Regions from separate parts of the Mus musculus genome. Here region 1 is linked to region 2. The links are chromatin loops, found by intact Hi-C in ENCODE. Cell type or tissue: left cerebral cortex. All regions are shown on one strand.

Region 1 (2,500 bases), 190 kb before region 2:
CCTAGTTCTCGTGCTTTCTCTTGGGCCCTTTTCCTTCTGTTTGTTTGTCTTCTCCAATTTCAGTGGCTAGTTCCTGTTTTATCTTACTACATTTTATTTTGTTATATTTTAAATGAAAACCCAGCCACTAGGGTAAAGGTTAACAACTGAGCTGTCACGTACACCTGCTGGAGAGGGGAAAATCAGTTTTCTCCAATAGGGTGACACTGGGTAGGTCAACCACTCCAGAACAGGCCTTAAAATCAGAAGTGCTGACCAACATAGAATGGATTCCACAGATGTGTGTGTGTGTGTGTTTATTTCATTACATTTTTTTCTTTTGGCATATGGTTTTATGTTGTTTTCTTGGTTTGGGGGGAATTTATGTTGTATTGGCTTTTTGTTTTTAGAGAAAGAACTTTAAGTTGGGTGGTTAGGGAAGGGGAGAGGAATTATGGAGGGAAATTATGATCAAAGTGTATTTCAATTTAAAATTTGTTTTAAATTATCTATATTTATTCCTATCTATCTATCTATCTATCTATCTATCTATCTATCTATCTATCTATCTATCTATCTATCAGAAATGTCTCCCAGAGACTCATGTATTTGAATGCTTGGTCCTCAGTTCATGGACCTGTTTGAGACTTTTGGAGCCTTTATAGTGTGACACCTTGCTGGAGGAAGTATGCTTTGGGGGTGGGTTTTGAAGTTGCATAACCTCACTGCACTTCCTGTCCTTTCTTTCTTTCTCTTCCCGACTGTGAGGCCAGCTTCATTCTCCTGCTGCCGTGTTTTCTCTGCTGTGATAGACTGTCCCGTTTGTAACCATAAGCCCAAGTGCACCTTTCTTCCCTGTGCCTCTCTTTTTAGAGTATTCTATTTCAGCAAGAAAAAAGAAATCAATCAGGCGTTGAGAGGTTTTTGTGAACTAGATTAACCAAGAAAGAGGCCAGGGCCCTGGGCAGGCACTCAGAAAATTGGGGAACGTGTGGGAGTCAGGGAGAGGACATAGTGATTGTAAGTACACCAGCGTGGTTTCAAACACAAGAAGAGTGAGGATGTGTGGGAACAGAGAGAGTAAGGGCCTGTTTATGTTTACACAACATAGTTCTGACGTGATATCAAGTGTGAGCCCGTTAAAGCATGGTTGACAATGGATATCTGGGGAGCTTCGAACCAGCATCAAATTCCTCACATCAGGTGTCCTGGAAACCCAGAAGTAAACAAGGGTGTGTCCCGTTGTATAGCTGGCTCAGGAGAGTGTCCCCTTCCTGTGGGTTCTGTGTGAATATGACCTCGAGGTCAGAGGCCTTCACCTTTGCCAGCCTGCTTGTGTGTAAGCCTGAATGCTGGTCTGTATGTGTATCTACGCCTGCCTGTGTGCAGCCCGTGTGCAGCCTGTGTGTGCTGGGCATGTGTTCGAGTGCCTGTGGGTGGCTGCCTGCTTAAGTCTGTGTGCTGGTGAATAATGTATGTCTCATCTGCCCACGGCTTCTCAAAATATCTCCAACATCCTGGCCTCCCGTGATCCCCTCCCTTTCCTGATACCTGAGCACGGACGCAAATGGGCGGCCTTCAGAAGTCTTTGAAGCCTTTGAATTCAGAGTTTCTAGATGTCATTTTCCAGGTTGTTGTTTCTCTGAGTGCCACACCTTGGCGCCTGGGGCATGGATGGGTGGTCCTAGGGTTATTGCCAGGGGCTGTGGAAATCCCTAGGCTAATTTACTTTTAGTTGAACAGACCGCTGGTAATCCTTACAAATTTTTATGTTGTGTAAGGGAACACTCAAGAGACAAGTTCTTGTGATGGTCTCTTCAAGCAGAGACACTGAAGGGGGCCCTAGCAGCTGAATGTGTCCATCAGTGGTTCTCAACCTTCCTAATGCTGCAACCCTTGAATACAGTTCCTCCTCATGTTATGGTGACTCACCCCCCCCCCAAAAAAACACCCATAAAATCAGTTTGTTCCTACTTCATATCTGTAATTTTGCTACTGTCATGAATTGTAAACATCTGATATGTAGGATATCTGATATGTGATCTCTACGAAAGTGCCATTCACCTCCGAAAGGGGCTCCTATCCATAGGTTGGGTCTCCCACCCATAGGTTGAGAACCACTGTGTAAAGTCTTCACAGCTGTGTGTAGAAGGGGAACCTGCATGTGTCATCCAGCAGGCAGACATACCAGACCCACTCTGTAGACTCAGCGGCCTCTAGGCATGTGTGGAACCCACAACCTGGAACCCTAAAACGTTGGAGAGTTGAGACACTGGAGAATCATCAGGCCTTGGGTAGATCTGGTAGTGCCCTCCCCTTGTCTCACCAACAAGCTCTTCTCTTGCACATGGCCAGGTGTGGGAGGAAGAGGTGTATTTTAGCTCATGATTCCAGGCAACAGGCCATCATTTTGGGGGAAGTTAAAGTGAGAGGAACTCAAAGCACCTAGTCACACTGAGGTCTGGACTGGATAGACAAGCCAGATGAGCTAATTTGGGGGAAGATCCATCGACTGAAGACA
Region 2 (2,500 bases):
AGCAGAGGTTGACTTCTGGCTTCCACATGCACACACATGCACATGCACACACATGCACATGCACACATACATGCACATGCACACATACATGCGCACACACATGCATGCACATGCACTCATGCACATACACACATGCACATGCACAATGCACACACATACACACTGACCCCACCCCCTCTCTAACAAGCTGGAGTGATGGAGGAGATGAGCTAAGCTTGAACATCCAATCTACAAGATGAGGATAATGGTACCCTTCCAATTAATCCTGGCGAGAGCTTGAGATAATTATCTGAAAGGGGGTTAATCTCATGCACCTGTGGAGAAACCCCTGTCCTGGCCACCCAGCTGTGTCTCCACTGCCCAGCACACCTCCCATCTCAGTTCTTAAGCACCCACTTTCTGTCCAGGGTACCTAAAAGTTCTCTTCGAATCTCATGTATCACAGGTGGATTGGTTAGTGTCCTTGACTGTAAGATCCAATCCTGGAGATGCCACAGATGAAGAATGGACACCCGATTCTGCCTGCTGTCAGAGAGTGGCTGTGTGGTCCACATGGGTCCCTCCAGGAACCCACTTGGAAGGCTAGCCAGCATTCTGGGCTATAAGGGATGGCCAGATGGGAAGGGCCCCTAGGTAGTGTTGGAGGCCAGAGATGACTGCAGTCACCTTCCTGGTGCATTCCCAACCCATGTGAAAGCAGAAGATCTTGCAATACCTATTATGGGCTGTGCACCAAGGCAAGTCTTTTCTTTGCATTTCTTTGCAGTACTTCAAGGGAAGTGTTATCCTTAGGCCTATTTTAGTGAGAAAAATGGAGGCTCACAAATGTGGAGGGAACTTCTTCAGCCCCCACAGCTAGCTCCGGCTGGATGTCAGAATGGAACAAATGTAGTCTGACACTAGACTCTGGGTGTGAGGCAGATGGGATCATGCAGGAAGCTTTCACACATCCTCCCAGAGGAAGCTGTGAGGGTGTGCAGCCATGTTTGTCCCAGTGTTGTGGCGTGTGGACTCCTTTCCCTCGCTTTTCCCAGTCGGGGTGCGTTCCCCTCCAAGTCTTTTCATCAGTTCAACTGCACTTGACTTTAATGTCATCTTCTTGCAGATTAGCCCTCCCCGCATCATGTTGTAGGGCTTGCATGTGCATGTACATACACAAATGGAATGTTAATATTAGTATAAAATTATGTTATTTTCTCTGTATATGAAATAAAATTTAAAAGGATAGAGTCCTTTTTTTAAAAAAAAAGATTTTTAAAACTGTTTTTAGAGTCTCTCTCTCTCTCTCTCTCTCTCTCTCTCTCTCTCTCTCTCTCTCTCTCTCTCTCTTTCTGTGTGTGTGTGTGTGGTCTGTTTGTAAGTACTCGCATGTATGTGGGTGTCCGAGGAAGCCAGGGGCATCAGATCCCCTGGAGCTGGAGTTATAGACAGCTGTAAGCTTTCTGACATGAGTTCTGGGAACCAAATTCAGATCGCCCACAGAAGCTATGAGTACTTACTTGTACACTCCGAGCCAGCTCTCCCTGCTCTGAACAACAGAAGCTTTGCTGGACAGTGTTATTAACAAGTGGCCTCTAGTTATACCTATATTCCATAGAATGTACTCAGAGAGGGAAGTCAGACGATCCTGGCTTATGTGTCCCAGGTCTGCTGTGGATGTGTGATGTGGCCTCAAGGCACTTTTAAAAGTTTCTTGAAGAATTTTGGGGGATGCTTATGTAGATTATCATATCATCTGCAAATAGTGATAGCTTGACCTCTTTTCTTTCTGATTTGTATCCCTTTGATCTCCTTTTGTTGTCTCATTGCTCTGGCTAGAACTTCAAGTACTATATTGAATAGATAGGGAGAGAGTAGGCTGCCTTATCTTGTCCCCGATATTAGTGGGATTGCTTCAAGTTTCTCTGCATTTAATTTGATGTTGGTTTGTCGTATCTTGCTTTCATTATATTTCTCCAAAACTTTTAATATGAAGGGGTGTTAGGTTTTGTCAAAGGCTTTTTCAGCATCCAATGAGATGATCACATGATTTTTTTTTAGAGTTAGTTTATATAAAAGATTACGTTCATGGATTTTTTTCATATATTGAACCGTCCCTGAGACCCTGGGATGAAGCTTACTTGATCGAGGTAAATGATATTTTTGATGTGTCCTTGGATTATGTTTGTGATAATTTTATTGAGTATTTTTGCATCGATATTCATAAGCAAAACTGGTTTGAAGTTCTCTTACTTTGTTGGGTCTTTGCGTGGTTTAGGTATCAACATAACTGTGGCTTCATAGAATGAATTAGGTAGTGTTTCTTCTGTTTTTGTTCTATGGAATAGTTTGAGGAGTATTGGTATTTGCTCTTTAAGGTCTGGTAGAATTCTGCACTAAAACCATGTGGCTCTGGGGGTTTATTTTTTGGTTGGGAGGTTTTTAATAACTGCTTCTATTTCCTTAGGGGTTATGGGGCTGTTTAGATAGTTTACTTGATCTTGATTTAACTTTGGTACAG

Evidence for each region. A loop is a pair of places that touch in the nucleus more often than their neighbours do. Peaks named below come from ENCODE experiments on the same cell type or tissue, not always from the same donor. Only the 100,000 strongest peaks of a DNase experiment are listed, where the experiment ranks them.
Region 1: it touches region 2 in a loop (2.3-fold over the local background); 2 of 42 quality-filtered maps call a loop at or near these places.

What each region holds. Positions count from the first base shown.
Region 1 is chr2:169,124,215-169,126,714 of GRCm38, forward strand. No RefSeq gene overlaps it. Among named protein-coding and RNA genes, the nearest start is that of Gm52536, 46 kb to the left of the region's middle. In left cerebral cortex, no CTCF peak of the experiment used is centred here; DNase peaks (open chromatin) are centred at 1,459 and 2,376.
Region 2 is chr2:169,318,827-169,321,326 of GRCm38, forward strand. No RefSeq gene overlaps it. Among named protein-coding and RNA genes, the nearest start is that of Gm46788, 22 kb to the left of the region's middle. In left cerebral cortex, a CTCF peak has its summit at 966; DNase peaks (open chromatin) are centred at 885 and 1,501; H3K27ac peaks cover 273 bases.